Linked DNA regions of Homo sapiens: all the other regions are linked to region 1. The links are chromatin loops, found by intact Hi-C in ENCODE. Cell type or tissue: PC-3. All regions are shown on one strand. Each heading gives the region's core, and the rest is flanking DNA. Links, peaks and the distances in the headings are about the cores only.

What was found. A loop is a pair of places that touch in the nucleus more often than their neighbours do. Peaks named below come from ENCODE experiments on the same cell type or tissue, not always from the same donor. Only the 100,000 strongest peaks of a DNase experiment are listed, where the experiment ranks them.
Region 2: a loop joins it to region 1, with 7 times the contacts of the local background. A loop is called at or near these places in 3 of 110 quality-filtered maps.
Region 3: it touches region 1 in a loop (4-fold over the local background); 2 of 110 quality-filtered maps call a loop at or near these places.

What each region holds. Positions count from the first base shown.
Region 1 is chr7:42,229,020-42,236,912 of GRCh38, forward strand. The region is part of intron 1 of GLI3 (GLI family zinc finger 3); the gene reads right to left. Among named protein-coding and RNA genes, the nearest start is that of GLI3, 4.2 kb to the right of the region's middle. RefSeq lists an enhancer at 1-72. In PC-3, for the core only: no CTCF peak of the experiment used is centred there; a DNase peak (open chromatin) is centred at 3,412; H3K4me3 peaks cover 3,296 bases; H3K27ac peaks cover 1,265 bases.
Region 2 is chr7:42,476,080-42,483,972 of GRCh38, forward strand. No RefSeq gene overlaps it. Among named protein-coding and RNA genes, the nearest start is that of LINC01448, 230 kb to the right of the region's middle. In PC-3, for the core only: no CTCF peak of the experiment used is centred there; a DNase peak (open chromatin) is centred at 3,912; H3K27ac peaks cover 2,020 bases.
Region 3 is chr7:42,010,829-42,018,721 of GRCh38, forward strand. All of the region lies in intron 10 of GLI3 (GLI family zinc finger 3), which reads right to left. Among named protein-coding and RNA genes, the nearest start is that of GLI3, 220 kb to the right of the region's middle. In PC-3, for the core only: a CTCF peak has its summit at 3,989 (motif pointing right); a DNase peak (open chromatin) is centred at 4,013.

The DNA of each region.
Region 1 (7,893 bases), core at 1,431-6,430:
TTCCTTTATCGTTTAAACACTAAAATGTTTAAAAATAAAGCACCCATGCCAAAGCCAACGTTTAAAATGATGTTTGAAGTGAATAAAACAACTTTCTAATGTAGGGTGAAGTCGAACAGCATCCTTCAATCATGATAGTGCATCCTCCCTGAACAGCAGACTACTTCATTTATTTCCCTAAGCCAGTTGGTTTAAGTTGCCTAAACTTGGGCAAAAACTCTCTTCTCTTTTTTTTCTTAGTGTATTTCAAGATTTAAAACAACTAAGTTAAAAGCCTATTTAATGATAACCCGATCTGTTTCTGATAGGTTAAAACAGCTACTGGCAATAAGAGATCAGAAACAGAAGACATTCCAGGCGAGGCAGTGCTATTAACAGCACCATGGCTCAGCCTTAAGTGAGAAATTATTCCGTGTAGTTTAGGGAACTATTACTCCAGTGGAAGAAGGTTTTCCTCCAGAGAAATAACATTTATTTACACCTGCCTGTATTTTCATAAGCTGAATAATCTTGATTTGCTGTTTTAAATATCCAGAAGAAAGCAGCTTGTCATAAGGATTTTTGAGGCAACCTACCCTGTAGCACTGAAGAGTGACATTGCTCTCATACTTATATTACTAGTAGATCAACTGCTACTTCAAGATGCTACTCCCGGATTAACCATCCAGGTAAAACTACTATTAAAGATATGTACCTCCCTGTAGCTATTTAATAACCCATTTCTCAAAAATAAATAAATCCTTTAGAAAGAGAATTTTTTTTTCAGAATCAAGAAGTACAAACTAATGTTGATTTGAACTTTTTGATCAATTCTGGAAGTGAGAAATAGTCTGAGTTTCAATGAGCAAAATGCAGGGAATTTTAAACATTTCATTGGATTTCATGTATTCATGCACCACAGAAAACCTCTTATAGGTTTTTAATGTGGTTGATGTTTCCTTGTGTTCAAAATATCTTCTGAGGGCAAAATCAATTAGATATGCATAACCTTTGTGACACTCTAGCAGTTCCCAGGATTCCTAAGGCTTCATTTCCTCTCCCTTCCCTGTCTGTGTTGCCTTTTTCTGCAAGGGTTGGGCGGGGGGGGGGGGGGTGGAAAGCCCAACTTCATAAGTTCTTAATGAAATCTTCATTAATTTTTAACCATTTTTTCATGTATAATTATTTTACCTGTATATATGATTATTTTTCCATAATCAGGAAAGCCTAGAATCTTAACTCCAAATAGGAAAGCTTCTATCTGTCCGCTTTGCCATTTGGTAGCTCAGGGTTCCCCAAATCCACTGCCTAGTGTCTTCAATCTTTCTTTCCTACATTTCTGATGCTCCTAATCACAGATAAGCAGTATTCATGACAGACATACCCAAATGGAATTACTCCAAGGGGAACTAAATTACTCTAAGGGGAAATAATTGCCTGGCTATGGATTAAGTGAATTTGGTTTTGGTAAATTAACACTATCTAAACTTTTAAGAAATCCATATATTTAACTTCAACCACTGAAAAGCTTATTTGACATGAAAGTAATCATTGCTACTGCAGTTAAAATCACAAACAACATTTCTGTGAGCCAGTTTTACTTTTCTGCCATTTGTATTTAAAAGAAAAGATCATCAGCTACTCTTCCCCTGTTGCCAGAAGTACTTGATGAGAAACATTTGAGGGGAGTATGAGGTCTCCATCTAATACTTGTTACCATTTCTCAGTTCTGTAAAACTATGAGTCCCACGTGCCTTGGTTAGGCACTGCAGGAAGCAGCATGCATAGCAGGTGCCATTAAAAAATGAGCAATAATGTGCAGCACACTGGCACCCCCACTTTCTACGGGGTTAGCTGGATACAGGCAATCCTTCTCAGACAGAGAAGGAGATCTGGAAGTCAGTTATCAGTCTATAGATCAGCTAAGCTCATGAAAACTGTATTCCTCTTAAATCCACATATATCACAAAAATATCATGACTGATCAGATGTGTCCCTTGTCTCGCTTCCCTGAGGCTTATAGGAATTAAAAGTTTTCACACATTTTCAGAAGAAAAAACTTTAATTATTCTTATAGAACTTGTGTAGCTTTGGTTTCTTAGAATCATGTGTGTCTTTACAGTAAGGCTTAAGGGAGTATAAGGGAGTAGAGTGTATGTTCCATGAATAGTAATTTACTTTTAAACCATCACAAATATTAGACCAATAACCTGTTGCATGTTAAAATCATCTACAGCTATCCCAAAGGTATTTAACATTTTTTTGTGAAGTACTACTTACCATATTTTATCCTCCCAACTTTTAAACTTTTGATCCTTGATTCTTAATTGCAGATTTAAAAGCAATACTTTCAGAATTTAAGCATTTATAATTAAGGATTATCCAGTAAAAATTACCCCATGGTCCACTTACCCTATAAACTTTGCTTGTTCACAGACAGAATTCTTTAGCTGTCTTATTTTTCTGCCTTGCATGTACAAAACTGCCAGTGTAACCTACACCAAACTACACACCCTCTCAATGAAACTCTCTGATATGGAATTTCATTGTAGTATCCACAGTTCAAACAGCAGACACTGTCCTGAAGTGGCATGGCCTGCTCCACACGTCTGGCCACTGGATTCCAGGTTTCCATACATCAGAGTCATTAAGGCTTCAATCTTAAGCTGCTGGATGAAATTTCTCTACACACTGCTAACTTTCTTCAGACTGAATCATTCTTTTTAAAAATATCACAAAATGAAATCAATAATAGGGCTTAACTATCTCAGTCCTTCATTACTGCAATTTGAAACTTATCTTTCATCTAAATGGTGAGTTTTCAGTCTCTCTTTGTACAAATCAATAGTTTGTAATGTAAAGCACTCTGGAGCCTTCCTAGGCATTTCATGCAATCTTCAAAAAAAAAAAAAAGTTAAAGTAGCAAAAGTTAAAAATTTCCACATGAAAATAAGCAATATAATGTCACACTACCTTCTGAAGTTACTCCAATAAAGATTTAAGTAAAAGTGCACTTATCCCCCATTACTTAATTAATTTAATTTTGTGGCATAAGAATTATAGAAGTACACAATCAAATGCTTGTGGTCAAAATGTACTCCTGTGCCACCCTCCCCCACCACCTAGCCCCCTCCCCTCTTAAAAAAGAAAAGAAAAGCCCCTCTAGCTGTTTCAGGCCAGCAGTCAATCCAATTTACTGCAGGTACAATTTATATGTACAGTGCATGCCACAACAAAACCACAGTATGATGCCAACACGGCCCTTAAGAAAGTTTTCCCCTAAATCTCTGGAAAGGAGCTTTAAAAGAAAGCAAGGATTACAGTCAGCTAGAAGGTAGGGAGGGGACTTACCTCAAACCCAGTCAAGCGGAAATCAGAGCAGTAATTCTACAAGTCGACAGAGTACACTTTCAAAGCTATAATGGTGTGAAGAAGTGCTGGGCAGCATGGCCTGAAGGCAGCACTAATACACTGATGACTAATGGCTGGGCCCGGGCAGACAATGAATTTGGGGCTTGAACACTAACAGAAACCATGCAGTACTTTGACAAATGGGCTTTCACAATTTCATTCATTGAATAACCTTTAAGCACAAAACTGGCTAGCGTTCTCTTGGGAATTATATGACATGTTGTTGGACAATGATGTAAGTATTTTCTTTTTTAATTATGACTCCTATGCAAAATGCAGAAGTGCCATATATGAGAGTACAACTATAGATACCACAGATGCAGATGTGGAGCTCAACACAATATTGCCTTTCAGGAGGGGGCTGAAATGTTCCAAAGCCACCTTATTAACTATGTAATGGCTTTTTCATTCAGCTTCTTTAGAAGGCCATAGATTTTCTGAGACATTTTGTCGGGTTGAAATATATACACACAGAACAAAAAACACTTTCACATTTAAAAAAACCAAAAGACACTCACAGAGGTAATGAGTAGTGAAGAAATTTGGCACTCAAATATAGCGCATTTAGAATTACAAGTGGAAAAAGTCTCTCATTTTCAGGGGCCAGGCAAAAGAAAAGTGCCATAAAACAATTGAGACACCATGTAAAGTTTGCGATCAAATGTACTTCCAAACACATTTAACATTCAATTTCTTTCAAACAGCTCTCCTCCCTCTCCCTGGAGTGACTGGCCTTTCAATTTAAAAATAATAATTATGGCAATTTTTAAAAAAGAGAATGAAATATCTAAAGTGGCTCTAAATTAACAAGTACCACTTACTCCAGACAGCATTGCCTTTAGCAGCTCCTAAAAACTTAAGAAAAGGATCTTAAAACAGGAAGCTTAGTGAGCTCATAAAACTGTTGCTGGAGCCAGGAACACATAGCATATTTAATCTGCAAACTGTGAGAGTCTACAGTGATTTCAGCAAGATCTGAGGCATGCCCTCAAGGTTTGCTGGGATCTGGGATTAGGGGGTTGATAAGAACCTCCACTGCCCATGGACATGTTTTTCTTCTGCAGTTAAACACAAATGCATAGAGACGTTTGACTGCTGCTTGGCGTTACTGCTCAAGTTATATAAAAGCTTTGCAGCTCCTTTTGCTGTCAATATATCAAAGTTTAAAAAAAATCATCAAAGTGTGAAATTTCATTTAAAGTCTTCGCCAGTCTACAGCTCTATTTCACAGGCCCATCAAATAAAAGTAAAGATGAAAAATACACTGAAAATACTTGAAAAAGTTTGCAGCAGTACCCCCTGCCCTGTTGTTGTTTATTCTGTCTCCCTTTATTTGCTTTGAAACCAGAAACAGATCAATTTTCATCTAGAAAAATGACAACGTGAAGAGAAGGGCAGTATCTTCTCCTAGGCTTTAATGAAAAGACAACCTGAAGTCATTATTAGAGTGGAACCTTTTGTTTAACAAACGTGTGTGTATGTGTGTGTGTGTCCTATAAAGTCATTTCAGCATTTTAATTGCCTCTCATGATATAAGTTGGCAGAAAATTTACTGAATCTTCCAAAACAAATCAGACCGACCTCAGAATATGAATGCCAGCAAAACTAAAACCTCCTTCAAAGAATTCTTTAGCTGGGGATTTACAACAATTGCATAAAGAAGAAAAGTCTGACTTTTAAGATAATCTACTATAGTCTAAAAGCATTAACATTCCATTGCTAAGGTTTTCTTGAGGATTTCATGACTCATTGATTCACTTTTCCTTCAAGACTGGTTTTTCTTAGTACATTACTGTCTCCATGTAAGTGAGTGCATGCAACAATGATCATTAAATTGTTTCTTTTCATAAGCTCCCAAACTCTATCCTCAAAAAATGGAGGGGGAGAAGAGGTCTCAGTAAGCAGGATACCTTACATAGGAGGAAGGACCTCTAAATGGCTAAGCACAGAGGAAGTCTGAAATGCTTACAGCATGCAGGTAATTAAGGAAACTTCACTGGCCAAGAAACAAAGGAAAGTCCAACTTTTAGGCTTGCACATCGAATTGATAAATTAACAATTCTTTCATTAAATAATTAATGAAATAACTCTACAGAGCCATTTTTCATCAGTATTGAATTTTCTCATTTCTGTCTATGGTCCTTTGCAAATTAGATATACAATAGAAATGTGTTTATATCAAGGTTCAGTCAAGGAACACAAGCATGTTAAAGGCACTGGGAATTGGTAGGCATCTGAGTTGGACCTACCAGCCTACTAACAATAATACAATCTATATCTTTAAAGTGTTTCTGCTTGTGTGAAATTTCACTAGACACCTCTCACATTGGACTCATTCATGCATCTTAAACCAAAGCTTCCCTAGGCTGACTTTAAGAATTGCATACCCTGAAAGGATCTCCCCTTAGGCGGGGAGTTTCTAATTAAATAGCTTTTAGTATAAAATAAACTCTCTACTCTGTATAAGCATGCTATTACAACTAATTTAAATGTTATTTCATGTTTGTTTTAGGTTTGAATATAGTTTAACTGGCCAAAGTGTTTGTGTACCAGGTCGTTAAGACCAATATTTCCTAACATAAACAAATTCTTCAGATACTTCACAGAGTTTACATTGTTAAAACCAGTCCCGGCAGCTTTAATATATCCCCTCAACTGAAATACTGTTCTGCTTTAGAAAAATTAAGAGATTTTGAGGCTATTTCACTATTTTAAAACATAGCATTTTCCTCCTTCAAAAGAATCTTGACACATGTAATTAAGAAACTGTCAGACTACTATTAATTTTTAATCTAAAACCTAAATGAAATAATTACAGGAATCAATCAATAAGGCACCTATTCAAAATTACCGAGCAATTACATAAATACTCAAAATTAATACTTTAGGTCAATTCTTGTAGATTTCGGTCTATAATATGCTAAGACATCAAACAACACAAAAAGTGTAGCATGGGGAGGATGAATGGTTCCTGCCTTAAATAGACTGAAAAGAGCTCATTTCAGACGGCCAGGGTGCAGGCCCCCCACCCGCCATGCCCAATGCGCTCAAGCTGAAACTCTTTTATTTTTAAAAGTTAATTTATTTCCACCAGACACATATTTCAGGGATCTAAAAAAACGGCCTCATCCAAATTCTGTACAAAAATCACATTTAAGAGGGAAAGGCCTAATTACTCGAATTTTCAGCAAAGTGTATATACTGTGCTCTGGAAAGCCTAACTGGAGAGAAGAGGGAGGAGAGGAAAAGGGGAGCAGGAGGTATTTTTTAGAACTAATAATACCAGCCCGGCTAATGGCACTGCCATGTATTTGCACAGCGGCCGGCCCTCCATACCTTTGACTAAAGGGTTCTTTGACTTGGAGACGCAGACAGTCCATCATTTCAAACTGAAGTGGCAGCTGGAAAATGTGGAACAGCTGGCAAAGAGCTGGGAGAAAATGTTTTACATAAATATATGTACATATAAACTGGCAGAGGGCCATGAGCACTGTACCCAAGGCCAGAATCTACCCGGCAGTCTGCACTGGGGAGATGAGAAGTTGGGGCAGGATGACCAGCGGCGGAGGGAGCCTCCTTAATCCTCTTTCCACGCGGGGTCAGGCAGGGAAGCCTGGGGTGCAGCGCCTCTCGGGGGACGGCATCTTACAGAAGGAGGTGCAATGGGGGACAGGAGCACAAAGTTCAGGAAAGGATAAAAGGCCGGGTGCGGGGTGGAGCGTCCGCTTCGGACAATCTGCTTAAAAGTCGCTTCACAAACTCTGCAAGTTTGGGATCAATATTTACACCCTCTCTGCCTTCTCCCGCCCGTTTTCCCGCTGCTACTCAAGAAAGTAACTGTCCCCTGCTGCTCTGTGTAAACGCGGCACCTTAAATGATTATTGCATGGACCACGGTTACTTTGTGTGTCTGTGCGCGCTGCCCCTGGAAAGGAAAAGAAATAAGAGAATCCCAAATCATATACAGATGGTACAACTTTCACTTTTCCTCTATGACGACGAAGGCGCGCCTCTCTCCATCCGCTCACACCACACCCCCGCCCTCCGAAGCATAGCCCGGGCTGGAGAAGCCCCAGCGGCGGCGGCCCCCGCGGCGGAGGTCCCCGCGCGCACCCACCATGCCTCCCGCCTCCTTCCGCCCATCCCGAGCGCCGTGCGCGCCCGAAGCCCGAGCCGTAGAGCGCCACCGCGCAAAGGAAGGAGCCAGGCGCGTGCGGGGCTCGCGGAGTTCTTCTGAACCCTTTGGATGGGGGCGGAGGCGAGGGGCGCCGCCACCACTGCGGCAAACTTCGTCCCCCCTCCGGGAGGTGAAATTCTCCAATCCGTCTCCGGCCGGTCCGCGGGTCGGACTCTTCGGAAAGGACCTTCCAGGAGGAGGGAGCGAATGCAAGCCTTGCTCGGACGCCTCACCGGCGGCTCTCTAAATCTGGGCGCCTTTTGACAGCCATTTTCACTCCATCCCGTCCCCACGCTGGGGACCACCTCTGGCCCCGGAGGCGCGGGC
Region 2 (7,893 bases), core at 1,165-6,164, 250 kb after region 1:
AACCAAGGGCCACCGAGGATTGCCTACAAGGACCAGATGCTAAAAGAGGCAATGAAGAATTTTCCCCTAGAACTTCCAGAGAAAGCATGGCCCTGCAGATACCTAGATTTCAGATTCCATCCTCCAAAACTGTAACAAAATAAATTCTATGTTATTTTAAGCCACTCAGTTTGTGGTATGTAGTTATAGCAGCCCTAGGAAAAACATGCAATACCTTTTGGGGATGTAAAAAAGCCACCTGGATTGTCATAATAGTAAATTGGTTCAGCATGGCTAGTGTAAGGGAGATGGCTGTGCTTTAGTCAGGAGTAGGCCAAGGCGGCTTTCTGGTGCAGTGTGACTCAGTGGGTTTGGAGTGCAGGTGTACAACTCCTCATGTTATGTAAGCATGCCTTGTGAGACACTTTAACCACTCACTTGAGCTCATCTTTGGCTTGGCATGACTATTGCCTGTAAAATGTATAATTACCCTGCTGATGCTGTAATTTGGCTTGCACCCAGGTCACCTTGCACCCAGGCTCACACCCTGGGTTTGTGCCCACATCTTGCTTGTGTCCACGGCTCTCTCATACCCAGAGAGAGAGAGTAAAAGCCATGTCAAAACTGTCTATGATTCCTCTAGGGTTTTTCCAGCTACCCGCTGCCCCACCAACTCCCCTTGGACCTCAGTTAGAAGCTAACAGCTGACATTTTAAGAAGGTGAAAAGTGCTTGTTTAGTTACTTGTCACATGGTGTCCACTCTCACGTGGGTATTTCCCATTCATCTTGGATAAATATTAACCTAGGGGTTTTGCACAATGTCCTAAGGGGTCTTGGGGAGAATGACAGGAATTTTGAAAGAACATTGAAATGAGCATGTGAAGATACAAGCTCTAGTTCATGGTTTGTGGAGAATGGCCACATCAAGCCAACTTCTGCCTCTCAATTTACTAGTGAAGATGAAGAAATGCCCTCTTTCTAGGTCTCTTGAACGATCAATGTGATGAATATATCAAATATCTTAATAAACTCTGAAATGCTACACAAATCTAAGGAAGTATTTAATTATCTTTTAAAGTTTTCAATAGGTTTATACTTGGAAGTTTGCTAAAGGAGTCACTCTTGAAATACTACTTGATCCAGATCTTGCAACTCAGGGCCCTTTCATGTGAGGAGAAATTTCAAAACAGGCTGATTACAAACCATGGGGGGTTTGTAGGTGATGGGAAGGAGGGAGAAGAGAGGGATTTTGTTGACAAAAGAGCATGTGTGCCCTTGAAGGGAGGGTTTTTGAAGATAGCATGGCGCCTGTCTCTGAGGCTACTCCGAGGACTGTGAGTGGGTCTTAGAGCACTGCCTGAAGCAGTAATGGCAGGGTGGATGTCACTCACCATCTCTGTGAGGTGTTGGGACCAGTATGCCAGGATGGGGGACCACAGGGCAAGGACAGGGCTCTGCCTACTCCAGCAGAGTGGCTTTGGCCTGATACATGTTGGATACAGAAAGATCAGGGGTGCCCCACAGGAGGCAGCAGTGGGGACAATGGAAACATGCCCATGTGCCAGCCCATGAGGCCAGACCAGCCAAAGGGTGCTAGATCAGGACAGAAGACAAAGTGGGTGTCTGACACCATGCTGTGGTGGAAAGACTTATCCAGGGATGCTCATGATCCTAAGATACCTTTCTGGAAAAGGTTGAGTTTGGGGCAGACTCTAAGGTTGGGAGTGAGTGAGAGAGCCAGACAATGCCGTGTCGAGTTCAACAGTTCTCTCTCTCTACCTGATATGGGCTGGGTTGTGTCTCCTCAAAATTCATATACTGGAATCCTAAACCCTAATTCCTCAGATTGTGACTGTATTTGGAGATTATTCTTAAGCACACCCTTAGAATGACCCTGCATGGCATATGCACCTGAATGTTGTTTCAAGCTAGGGAATCTGGAAGTGGACAACCCAGAGATTCATTACTTGTCTATGAGGAACATCTGAGCCTAGGCTGATCCTATGGAACATGGGCCATACAGGGGATTGAGGCCCTGAGTTTGGGGTTAAATGAGGGTTGCCAGGGGAAGGCTGTTAGTGGGAGGGTGTTAAGTGAGAATGCTATAGAAACTGCCTGCAATTTGCAAGCAGTTGTGATTTTCCTGCCCAGCCCACAGCCGCTGGACCATTTCTGTATGTAAGGTGGTTCTCCTGTCCAACCCACCACCACTGGACTCTCTCTTCTGTATGTCAGCCCCTAACAAAAGCCCATGTCTCATTGGCTGGCTCTGAGTCTCTTCTTTGACCTCTTGAACCTGGTGCCTTCCCTACTGAGGTTAATAGGGGTCTGGCACATGAGAGATGGGGCCTTCAAAGAGTAATTAAGGTAATATGAGGTCATAGTGGTGGGCCCTAATCCAATTTAACTGATGTCTTTAAAAGATGAGGAAGTTTGGGCACATGGTGGAGAGACACTAGACACCTGTTGCATTCAGAGCAAGACCGTGAAAGGACACAGTGAGAGGGTGGCCGTCTGTAAGCTAGGAAGGCAGGCCTCAGGAAAACCCAAACCTGCTGATACCTTCATCTCAGACTTCCAGCCTCTAGAACTATGATAAAGTAAACCTATGTTGTTTGAACCACCCAATCTGTTGAATTTTGTTATGGTAGCCCTAGCAAACCAATACATGGAGTCATCCTCCTGATTCTCTGTTAAACCCTAAAGGAGATTTCCTTCCCAGAGAAAAGACCTATTCCAAACAATGATGAGACCAGCTTCCTCCCTTTCCTTCCAGAGTCTCTGAGATGCCCAGGGGAATGGTTGATCTCTTTCCAGCTCCTCATAGTCTGCAGAGTGAACGCAGAACTCCAAGTGTCAGGCCCCAGGGGAGGCGGCAAGCCGTACTCAACCGAGGGAAGCACGACCTGATTTGAGAATAACAATGTCCGACTCTGGAATTAACAACAGGAAGGAATTTCATGAATACTTTCAGAAAGCCATATTGCTTACCCTGTGGGACACATGCTTTCAGTTTTGCCCCCATATTTGCTGTTAGTAAGAGATATCCCTGGGTGTCTATTCTCAGAATCAGCTACAGTTGGGAAAGGGAGGAGGTGACATTTTTGTCTGAGTTCAAGAATTCAGAGTACCTTTTTCTAGTTCCTCTGCTAATCAAACTGAAAGGGGACATGGATATTTCCTTTTGGTTTCCACCTTAAAATGTTATAAAGGAATGCAGCGCTGAGATTGGAAAGACAATCCCAGAGTGCAGAAGTAAATGAGTGGGGAAGAGTGAGATGGGGGAGAGAAGGTGCATCCACAAGCTGCTCACTGCTGTGCCCAGTGGGTTCAATTTCTTTGAGGCCTCTAAGGATCCATGTAGAATTCACCTCTGGATTATCCCACCTGATAGTAGGAGGTTGGGCACTTATTCATAGAATCCCATCCTCCACTGGGTGGAAATGCTGCCGACCCTTCCCCCAAGGATCTGGTGAAAGCTATTTACTCTTATTCTCCTGCATCATTAGCCACTAGTCTGGATCCACTTACTCACAAGTGGGAAAGGATACAAAGTGTAAATGAAAAGAACAAAAAGTCCGTATGGTTTTTCCAACAGAGAGACCATTTTTCTCATCACATTCCAAGATGCTGAACAAACTAGATGCAAGACTTCAGAAACTATTTAACAGCAAATTATTGAGTTGGGAAGCAATAATTAGAAAGGAAATGAAGAAAATGGACGTTGGGGGCCTTAATGTGAAATATGACATTGATAAATCAAAGGAAGCCTTGAATTAGAGATGTGGCTGTTTCAACTGATTACCCAAGATAACTCATATCCTCCATTAACCTCGTCCGTCTTGTTTTGCCTTTGCGAGGACAAAGAGTATCTTTGCAAATTGCCAGGCCACAGGATTGTGTCTCCCAAATGTTTATTCAAAGGGTGGGGGAGGAAGGGGATGAAGCAGTTGAAAAATAATTTGCTTGTTAAGCAGCCCAGAGGAATGTTCTCCTTTCCACTGAGTCTGGTGTATTTATGGGAAAGATAATACGAGAAGTTTATGATGGATTTGACAGTAAGGCAAAAGTAAACAATAAGCCCAGGCTAGAAAAAGTTAGGTTCACATACCTTTACTTTAGATGCTTATCCTAATAGTTGAGCATAAACAAAGTACCACAGGACTGTGCAAATGACCCTTCATGATCCTTCCTGATCATTCCCAAGCAAATGGGGTTATTTAGGGTACTCTGTTTTTCTGTCTTTTTTTCTTTTCCTGAGAAAGATGCCACTAGGGACAAAAGGCATGTTCAGACATTAGCATAGCTATGTGTGTCAAGATTGTTTTGACTCATGTGATGATGTGATGAGAGTCAAAAGGAGACCACAGAAGTGGGAATGGAAAAGACCCGACTGGATTATTCCCTTTCAGCCACTCCACCCTTTCTGGCAGGAGAGAGTCCCTCGACAGAAGATGTAACACCTGCCTTAGCCAAATGTCCTAGGAGTCTGGAAAGTCTGACGATACGACAGAAATTTGAACTGGAGCCACGAGACACCTCACAAAACCCTGTGGGCAGAGGAAAGGGGTTGAGTTTGTTTTGTGTGTGTTTCCTGGGCATTTTCTACATGTTTTGATGCTTGTTTTATAGCGGGTAACCTTGTTCAAGTTCCTGGAGAATCCCTTCTGGCCTTTTTCCAGACATGGCTGCTCCCCTGTTAGTCTATCGATAAGTTGTTGCTTTTATGAGTAGAACTGACTGGTGCCTGGGCTCGGGGTAAGTTGGTTTGGTTTTCTTAGTGACCAAGCGACAGCTCAAGAGTCTTTGTTTCTGCTTAGCTCAGGTCTGATTTTGCAAAATGTCTGAAGGCCCGAGGTCTTCTAGAGCTAACATTGTCCACCAGAGTGTCTGTCTGTTGGGGGCTGAGACTCTTGCTCACTCATCCTCAAAATTAGCTCTCATTCATCCTCAAACAGCCTCCATACTGTCCCCTACATATGCCCTTCTTAACTCCACCTTCAATCTTTAAAAAACTGTGCACAGATTACCACCCTCCTCAATTGTGCTTTACGCTCCTCCTTATTATTCAAAATCTCACTTACATTAGTCTCTCCTGAAGAATTCTGCATGTGTTTTCTATAAATTGAGAACTATGTAACCCATTATTTTCCCGATTCCTACCTTGGTTGCTTAAAAAAATCAGGGCTAAAACTAATGCATATTATTTGGCCTCTTAGTTTTTTGTTGACATGTTTGCTTTCTTTTCTTTCTACATGTTTTCTCCTATTTCCATTTTAAGTTTTAATATGTGAATCATTTATTATATGCTTTCTTACATTTTTTAAAATTGGAAGCAGAGGAGAAATAAAGCAAAAACAATAACAGGATATGGTTTACTTAGCTGACCCTTAGGTCAGCTACAGAAATCAACTCCACCAAATGCACAGCAGGTGTGATATCTTGCTATGGGCCGCCTTGGCCCCTTGTAGGCACAGTGTGTGCACAGCAGGAGGAGGGCTCCAGTAAGAAGACACACGGCTTCTGCCCAGGGACAATAGACATTCTCCAGCATGCTGGTTGGTGCACCTGCTAATCTCTTGGTTCTCAAAGTATGGCTTTCAGGTCAGGAGGATTAGCATCATCTGAGAACTTGTTAAAAATGCAAATTCTTAGGTCTCACCCCAGACCTGTTGAATCAAAATCTCTGGAGAGAGGCCTAGCACTTTGTGTGTACTGAGCTCTCTGAGGATTCTGATGCACACTCAAGTCTGAGAACCACTTGCTAACCCATATGTTACATGTCAATGGAGACCTTTAGAGAAACTTCCTCCCTGATGTTTCTGCCCAGTTTGAACCTTGATGTTCCAGGTACTTTTTATACAAGTTTGTTTCCCCTTGTGTTTTCTTGCTCAGTTTGAGTCTCACTAGCTTCTTTTCATCCACTTAGGGGTCATTTCCCTGTGTTCCTTCTGCTTGGCCCAAGTGATTAGACACTGACCTAAAGTATCTTGTTGGATTCAGCAATTTGCCTGTTTCCTTCAACTTACACATTACTAAGGCTACAACTGGATTTTTCATTTCTATGTACCACTCATCAGTAATTCCTTCCCTGGTGGCCCTGCTGATTTATAATATTGTCATTCATAGTTCCTGTGATTTTGAACTTTACCATAAAGTATGAACAGGCTTCACTTCTAATGCAAGACATCTGAGTAAAAGGTCAGTGAAACACAATACAACCACCTGGCTAAACTTCTGAAAGAGATTCATGAACACTCATGTGGGTGTGCAAATGCAGGAAATTTCCATGTAAGGAGCTATGAAACAATGAACATCAAAATTCCAACAAGGCAGGAAGTAAGAAAATGTTAACCTTGTCTTCTCCCGGCATGGGGCATTTACTGCAAGTATAGGAAGCAACTGTTGAATAAAGGATTTCTGAAAAAAGGGGAAAGTCTAGTAGCATTCAACCTTGAAGTTAGCTCTTTCCTGCCTAAAACCAAGGTTATTTTTAAGTCTTCTCTACCATGTAACTGCAGAGAAGGCTTTACTTTTCTAAGCAAAAATTTTTTTTCTCCTTTGACAGAGAGCAACCATAATGTAAGAAAATTACATTCCCCACTGCTCATGCATTTCTCAAATATGGTAGGATGCTTGTTATTCTATTGGGAATTCTGAACAAACAGGCATTGATGACTGGGTAAAATTGGCAACCAAGGACAGAAGCAGCTGAAGACCTGCACAACCGAAGGCAGTGAGACAGGAAGCCTGTTGCTGCGTGAATGTGTTGCCATCTTACCACCTGTGGTGTTTAATACCTCCCTCTTCGCTTCTCATCAGGCTCCAGCCTTGCTCCCTGTCACCAGGAAGGTCCAATCCCTGCTAGCACAGGCCACATTCTGAACAGCTTGATGCCACCTCTATTGGGAGGACATGATGATTGTAATATTTAGGATTAATCTACAATGATCAAGGTGGAGACAAAGAGGAGTAATCCTAGCTCATCTGATGAGGCTTTTTAAAGGCTAACCCTCCAAGCCTGTTTTCTGAGACTTTGCAAACATCATACCTAATGTCCAACATTTTTGCGAGGCTGAAATGAAAAGTGTGTGTGAGGCACCTGGTACTGTACCTAGTATAGTACACACTCCATAAATATTAAAGTCTGTCCCTGAAATCCTCAAGCAGCAAATGACAATATGAACATTTTCTTATCAATCTATGGAAATAATAGATTAATAGGGGCTGAGGGACATTGAGAACAGCCAGTTCTGCCATAGAAGAGCCATTAGGGCACATTTTGGCATTGCCCCACCATTAAGGTCATTGTTTCAACTATTTTCATCCTAGACTCTTAGTTTGACAAACACATATAGATACCAAAGGCAAGATTTTCACTCTTTTTTTTGCTTACAGTTTTGCCTGTAAGTTGTGAAAATGAGAAAGAGAATGCTCATTATTTTATGTTGGATTCTGAACAAATAGGCATCAATATCTCAAGTAATTAATGTAACGTGTTTAGGCAAAATTGTGCTTGAAATATACAGCAGTCTGGATGTTACCACCCCCTTTGTTAATATGACCAACATAGAAAATGATGTATCTATGTGAAACATAATAAATTATCAAGAATATAGTCTGTTTTCTAGCTAAATATGTTAACCGCATACTTTTTTTCTGTACCTGAAAACATTCATTAAACATCTGTTAGCAAAAGGGCACAAACTAGTTTATATAGCCATCCTGTTCTGTGGGCTTGATGATGTTGACTTAACTGGAGGCAGACATGTCAACATGCTAGAACCAGGATTCTTCACCCTAAATGTTCATCAGGAAAAAATTATTCCTCAATCAATAGCTGTTCACAAGATTTTAGTCATAAAGTGTCCTGCGCCATCCTACGTTATTCACTTTTTTCTCCTCTCTATTCT
Region 3 (7,893 bases), core at 1,165-6,164, 220 kb before region 1:
CTTCAATATGTTTTTTAGCCTTGCTAGACCTCCTTGTAGTTGGTTAGGTCATTTTTAAGATTCCACAACTAGGAGGGACCACAGCAATAATGTCCAGGAAGGAGGACACAAACCAGCTACTAAAAGAGGATTATGTTCATTCCTACAGAACAGAACAGAACCTACACCCCATTCCTCTGAATCACCATTTAGAAATAAAATGTGGTCAATCTACCAGTCTATTTTATTTGTCTGAGTCCACCTAGCCTAATGCTTTGACTATTCAGTCCCACTTTGTTTAGGGGAAATGTGGCCACTGTAGATGTGGCCACTGTAGATGTATGGAGTTATTTGCTGGGTAATGCCTGTGTACCCACAGATAGCAGTGTCATAGAGCACTCCACAGCCAGACTGAGTCCCCAGCCCAGGGGAGCTTAGGCAGCACTCAGGCAAGAAGGGGTGGTACTGAGGGAAGCAGAATGAAGTTAAAGGTGAGACCACCTGAAAAAGGCAGAGCCTACAGCTTAAACCCTGCCATAGCTTTAGCAGTTTCTGAAATAAAGCAAAGAGAATCACCATATGGCCCAGCAATCCCACTTCTAGGGATATACCCAAAAGAACTGAAAACAGGTGTTCAAGCATGAACTTGTAAATGAATGTTCATAGTAACACAATAGCCAGAAAGTAGAAACTCAAATATCCATCAACGGATGCACGGATAAACAAAGTGTGGTATAGCCAGCCATCCAAGAGAATATTATTCAGCCATAAAAAAGAACAAAGCACTGATACCTGCCACAGCATCAATGAACTTTGAAAACATGGTAAGTGCAAAAAAGGCAGACATCGTACAAAAGGTCACATTTTGTATGATTTCATTTATAAGAAATATCCAGAATAAACAAATCCATAGAGACAGAAGGCAGGTTGGTGGTTTTCAGGGGCTGGCGGGGAGGGGGAATGGGAGGTAACCGCTTCATGCATACAGAGCTGCCTTGTGGGGTGATCAAAATGTCCTGGAAGTGGACAGTGTTGGCGGTTACACAACACTGTGACTGCGCTCAATGCCACACAGAACTGCAAACTTCAAAATGGACAAAATGGTAACTGCTATGTGATATGTATTTTACTGCAACATGTTTATGCTAGCCCAGTGAGTACACTGGCCAGATCCCTGGCCGGGGCCATCATCTCTCCTCTCTTCCTCCCCGACTTCCTGCTGGTCCTCACCGCTCGTGCCTCTGAGCAGAAAGGATAAACCTAATGAGCCCAAGTGTCAGCGCAATATAAATTACGGCCAGGGGAAAAAAGAAACGACTTGATGCATGGCCGAGGATCTAAGAGAGGAATGTCCACCATTGTTTGTGATTATGGATCACGTCACAATCTAATAGCCATTTTTATTTAATCAATAATTTCCATGCTGAACAGACAGCCCTGTTACAGAGAATCGACAAGCAGGTACTGATAGCGACAAGCCTCGTTATTAATCTTTCCTCTGCCGGCTTATCAGCCAAACTACTGTAAAAGGCACCACCAAGATGGATTTTAGAATCCACCTTGCTCCTCTCCCCCCTCCCTTTTCTTCTTCTCTCTCCTGTAACATTTCATGTAATGCAGACACTACATTTACTTGAGTAACCTGGGGCTTGTGTAGCATAAAAAGGCAGTTCACGTTAAGCAATTTCACAAATCAGTAGGACCTAGACCATTGCTCAGGGTTAGCCATTATAGGCTAATAAATCATACTTTCTCTTTGAGTTGTCAATCGCCAAAAAGCTTTGTACAAGTGCTGGCATCTGTAATTCCGTAAAGGCTTTTCATCTTAAAATAAGATGCTCTGGACTGATAACAAGAATAATCCCCTCTTGATCAAGAAAAAAAAAATCTGCATTATATCAATTAAAGCTACAGCCAGAAGCCAAATGGCTCAGTACTGAGATTCCAGTGAAGTTTATCTCTGCTAAACACGAGGAGGAATACAGTGAGGGCTGTGTTTCACTTGCAGCTTGACTGCTTTATCTTGTGGTAGAAACTGCACCAGAGGAACCTGTGCAAACTCTCCCTGCCCCCAGGAAAGGCCACCAGGAAGACCTCCTCTTCACAAACTGGGCTCTCCCGCATGTCCTAGAGAGCTCCTTGGGACAGGTCACATGTGCTGAAGCACAAGGGAGAGCCTAAAGAAACACCATGTCCCTTTAGGCAGGTAGAGCAGCCGAGATAAGATTGGGCCGGTTATGTTAGAGACATGGTTGACCGGAGAGAGTCCTGTGAATCTAACAGAAGACAGCTGGTGCAGTTTTGTTTTCCTGATTAGAAAGACATTTTCATTCCTGCCAAACAGATCAGGAACTACATCCCATTCATCTGAATCACCACTTAGAAATAAAATGTGGTTGACCTACCTGTCTATTTTATTTGTCTAAGCCCACCAGACCTAATGCTTTGAATATTCATTCTCTGTATTCGTCCAAAACAATCCTGCCCTGATTGGAAGAAAAGTGGCCACTGTAGATGTATGGAACTATTTGCCAGGTGATGCCTGTGTGCCACAGGATTATATATTCATAACTAGAAAATAAGACACACCTTATTTTTTTTTTTTGAGACAGTCTCACTCTGTTGCCCAGGCTGGAGTACAGTGGTGCAATCATAGCTCATTGCAGCCACCTCAGCCTCTCAAGTAGCTGGGACTACAGGTGTGCCTCACCATGTTCGGCTAAATTAGTATTATTATTGTTATTTTGTAGAGATAGGGTCTTGCTATGTTGCCCAGGATGGTCTTGAACTCCTAAGTTCAAGTGATTCTCCCACCACGGCCTCCCAAAGTGCTGGGATTATAGGCATGTGCCACTCGCTTGGCCTGGCACATCTTATTTTGCACAAAGCAAAATAATGACAAAGGAAAAATGATAACAATCACAATAAAAGCTAACTGGCTCTAAAAACTTGACTAGCACTGTAGTAGGTATCTCCCATAAACTATCAGAGATAATTATCCCAACGACCCTGATAATCCTGTTTTAAAGAAAGATAGCAGAATCTTAGTACCCTTTGGTAAAGAGCCTGATGCCACACAGGCAAGACACAGAGGTTCCATGGGTAACGTCTCCTCCCAGCACTCAGCCAGCAGCCCTGAAGCTTCTGACTTCTCTCTGGATATCATGCAGAACATCCACATCAGCTGCTCAAACTGTACTCGTAAAACATCTCCAAACTATCCTCCCAAATTTTAAAAAATAATTTCAAATAACTTCCACTGCAGAGTCTCACTTCTGGCCCTACCCCAGTCTAACCTTGCCCTCTTTAATACACTGTACTTGCAACTTGCCAGGTTTTGCAAGGCTCAGCCCCATCTTTCTAAAGCTGATGCTGGCTCAAGCCATTCCTCTCATCAAAAGCATTTAATTATCCTTACTCCACCTGGAATAAAAGTCAGACTCCTAGTCTAGCAATCACATCTCCCATGACATGGTGCTACTCGGCTCTTTAATCTTACTACCCACTACCCTTCTGCCTTCCGGACATACTTTGGTTCTGCTCTAACTGCATTACTTATCATACCACTCTTCAACCAAAAAGCATAAAACAAATCATTTGTAATTATATTTCTAATTCAAAGAGATGCCAAAAACCTCAGTCTTTTATTATATTAGCTATAATCATAGATAAAATTTTCCCATACTTTCTGTACCCTTTAACTTCTTCCTGCTGTCTTCTCCACATAGAATCCCCAATGCCTTTCTGCAATGGTCTTTCTGTGTTTACATCCACCAGTTTATTCCATACCATGCTCATATCCAATCTCCATGAGATGTATCTTTCATTCCTTCTTCTGTGCCTTCACCTTACTCATTTTCCCACTGTCCTGCTTGTACATCGATAGTACTCATAACAGCCTGCCCTGTATGCTCCCCTTACTCAAAGGGATAGCCCCCAACCCCAGCACCCTAGATCGGACATGCATGAAGCGTTTTCTTCTAGCTGCTATGCCTGCAATTTCTGTAGTGGCCACCAGGTGGTGACGATGGATCAACAGCAGATGAGTAAACAGGTAAGATGAACAGCAGCCTGCATAGGCGAGCCTGTGCAACTGAAATCAATGGTATACTTATGACTATTTTTAAATGTTCATAAAAGTGCACTTAATCTCTCCATTCTTCAGTTGAGTGAGTTTATTAGTACTACTTGCTATGGATTTTTCCTTATGTTTGAATAAAGCTTTTGAGTTTACAAAGTACTTCCATTATAGGATCTCATTCTATCCTCATAAACAAAAAACAAATTAAAAAACCCAGTGAAGAACCTAGAATGGATATTATTATCTCCACTTTACAGATGAGACACGGAGGATTTACTGCAGGGTGACTTACTTAAATTCAGAAACAGTTTCTGGCAGATGTAGGAATGAAAGACAGATCTCCAACACATTATCTGGTGTTCTTCCCATCCCCCACTCACTGATTAATGCTGGTTTTACTGGTAACTGGGTGGGGTCGGGTGGAGTTGGTTTAAGTTTAAGGCCTTGGCTTACACATTGTCTCCTGAGGATATCCCATTTACAGTTCTCTTCTCTTGCAACATTAATTGTTCTAGAAAAAATAAAAATGCCTCCATGGTAGTATTTGGCTAATCCCAGAGAAGCCTAAATATCCCCAAATCTTAAAAAAAAAGTCCTCGCATTAGAAAACTGCTTTCTGTTCCCGGAGCTCTGTTTTATGTCAAAGCAGGAGCCTGATCTCCAACTCTGCTTGCTATGATCTCAGAAGTTGGAGTCTGTGTGACTTCCCTAGGCCTGAAAAAAAAAATAGTGATGGAGTTTCTCCACCAAGAAAACGGGCTTGGCTGGTTATGGGCCTTACTGAGAACTACTGTGTGCCTAACCTTAGCAAATGTGGTTTTTAAATTAAGCTCTGCCAGTTTACACACGCACACACACACACCCACCCCCCCACACATAGGTATATTTAAGTAGCTTCTTACTAGAGACATTTTAATGAGATCATCTCTTATTTCTAATCTGAACATTCTAAAGAACATTTAAACAGGAGAAACTTTTTCTTTAATCACAATTTTTTTTTGTTTTTCTTACGTGTGTTTTTCTTTCTCCACACTACGCGACAAGAGGAAATATTTAGGGCAGAACTGGGGGCAATACTGTCTCCCAGGGACATCTGACAATGTCTGGAAACAGTTTTGGTTGTCATGACGAGGGAGGGAATGCGCAGGACAGCCTCCCACTATAAAGAACTGGCATCTCATGGGGAGAGGCCTGGGATGCTGCTTAACACCCTACAATGCCCAGGACAACCCCCAACGCCAGAGAATGATCTGCCCTTATGTGCTACAGTGGAGAAACCTTGGTTTGGTGTAACCACCGAAGAAAATTTCCAGAAGGATGTCAGGACACATGAACAGGAGAGATGGAATCTCCGCACTGCAGAAAAGCACAAGGAAGAACCTGCAATGGAAGAAATGAACCCAGAGCGCCGCTCCAGTTCTTCTCTTGCAGTGTTTCATGAACTGGGGGCCTATCGACATCTTTCTGCAATTACTAATTTCATGCTGACATACCAACCCCAACACTGCCTGAATATTAACCTAACCCCTGCTTTTATACGTGACATGCATGGACACAGCAGCCTCTAAATATCTTGACATTTTTCTCTCGTAAGCAGAATCACTAACATTTTATTGAGTATAACTTTTTTAGCTAATTCCCTCACCGTTTTATGTGGTAAAAGTCACTATTTTCCTTGGGAGCAGAGCAGGCCGTGAACCCAGGTCTGTCTGCTTTGAAACACATTCACACTGTACTGCCACTGGGTAATGATGGGAAACAAAATTATTCCTTCAAATCAGGTGCTAATTCTTCTCAAATCATCATCATCACCACCATCATCATCATCATCATCATCACCACCATCATCATTTCATCAGGCCTCAAAAGTTTACCTGCATGATTTACTTTGACCCTAACCATATTTTCCACCTGTTTCCTAGGAGTCTTTTCCAGTATTCCTCTGTACTCCTCCCTCTCTCAGCCCATAGAGTCGCAATACACAATTATGGCTTCTTTATGTTTCACCTCTTGTTGTTCACTATGCTTTTATGTTTCCTTATCTCCTCCTCCCAGTCAGACTGTCCAGTCTTTGAGGGTGTAAATCATGTGTCCACCACAAAGCTGGGGCTGTGGGTACCACATGGGCTGTCCCCAGCCCATGTAGCACCTGCCAGGGCTCTGCACATCTCATCAAGAGCTGTTGAGCAAATGGCTGATCCACTAATGTTGGCTTGTACTTTTCCTAATAAACAGGAGAATACATTATGCCAGCAACATCTGCTATAGGCAAGCATATTCAAATGAGGTATGCAGCCCAGCCCAAAGTGACCACCATTCCCACTTGTCTGGAGTGGATCCATACAGAATATTCCAGGGCACTAACTATTGGCAGAATCTAGAATCTCACCTAAAGTATCATTGAGAACCAGCTAAAAAGCTTTCAATAGGAAAATGTTCCCCAGATGTCAGAAACAGTTACTCGGAGGAAGATTTTGATGAAATATTTCAGGGAGTATACAACGGATGAATGAATTAAGAAAGTAACTAATACATGGCCGCCTCTTAAACTCCACCTGGGGGCAGTCACCCATAACTGTTCACAGCCCCCCGCCACTCCCAGCCCACCCCAAACTCCCTCCCAGGCTGAAAGGGGAGGGGGACTCTGCACAGTACTCCTGGTGGCTGCCAGCCAGCTAGCTCGCACTTGAGGGAGAATCTGTTTACCATCCCTGTCCTAAGGACTATCCAATTCAAACTTTTTGCTTTCTTTGACTGAAACCAAGGTTGAACGAGGCAAGGCCAGGTCTTATTCAGCAGACACACAATGCGGAAGAAAAAGGAAGTCTCTTGGCTTCAGTCTAGCGTACATCCCAGTTTAGCAACAATTAATATAAAATAAGCCACAGAAACCGACAGTGCCACCGCATTCTCCTCCCCCACTCAACCCAGCGAAACACACACATAAAACAATGAGAGACTGAGTGACCTCTTCGAGACCCTCTGTCTGTTTCTCATTAGACCTACTGCATGTGATCTGTGCTTGGCCTTGGACGTTGGGGACAGCGTTTATTTTCATGGCTGTTTCACAGTATGATAAGTGAGAAAATAACGTTCTAAGGGGTCAAATGGTTCTAAGGAGGTCATCCCAAGAGTCAGGGCAGAGATGGGGCTGCCACTCAGAATCCTAGCTGGGCCTGGGGGGCTCTGGCCGGTGGACCACACAGCCCTCACACACCCTCGCAATCAATCTGATCTCCTGAGTGTCTCTTTATGGGAACAATTTCTGCAGGTGCAATTTAGTCAGCAACTTTAAAGAGAACGTGACCCTTAAGGCAAAATTGTCAAAAGATGGCTTTGAAGTTTGTAGTTCTTAGTCTATATTTTATATGCCGTGTTTCCAAATAATTAGAGTAACCGAATTAACTAGCAACTCCATGTAGGGAAAATAAGATCAAAATCTCCACTCATTTGTTTTATGTTTTATGTGCACACAAAACTAATTTCTGCCTCATATCTGAGACCCCTATCGCATCTTAAACTCAATTTTCTCTTAGGTAAGGATAGACAATGCAACTTTAGCAAAGGGATCGAAATTATATGGGAAACATTTAAAATGCAAATTTAGGATCACGGTATTAATGTGAAAAGAATGTCTTCACATCCTAACTCTTCCTTGCGTTTCTACAGACACATCAATTCTTCACAAATTAGATGTGTTTTCTTTATATCTAAATCTCTATATTAAAAAGAAAGCCCCTCATTTTCATGCTGCTGATGTATAGAATTTGTTTCCAAATGGCAGCAAAGGTGATTATGACTGTGTTCTTCTGATAAAGGAAACTTCAGCATGC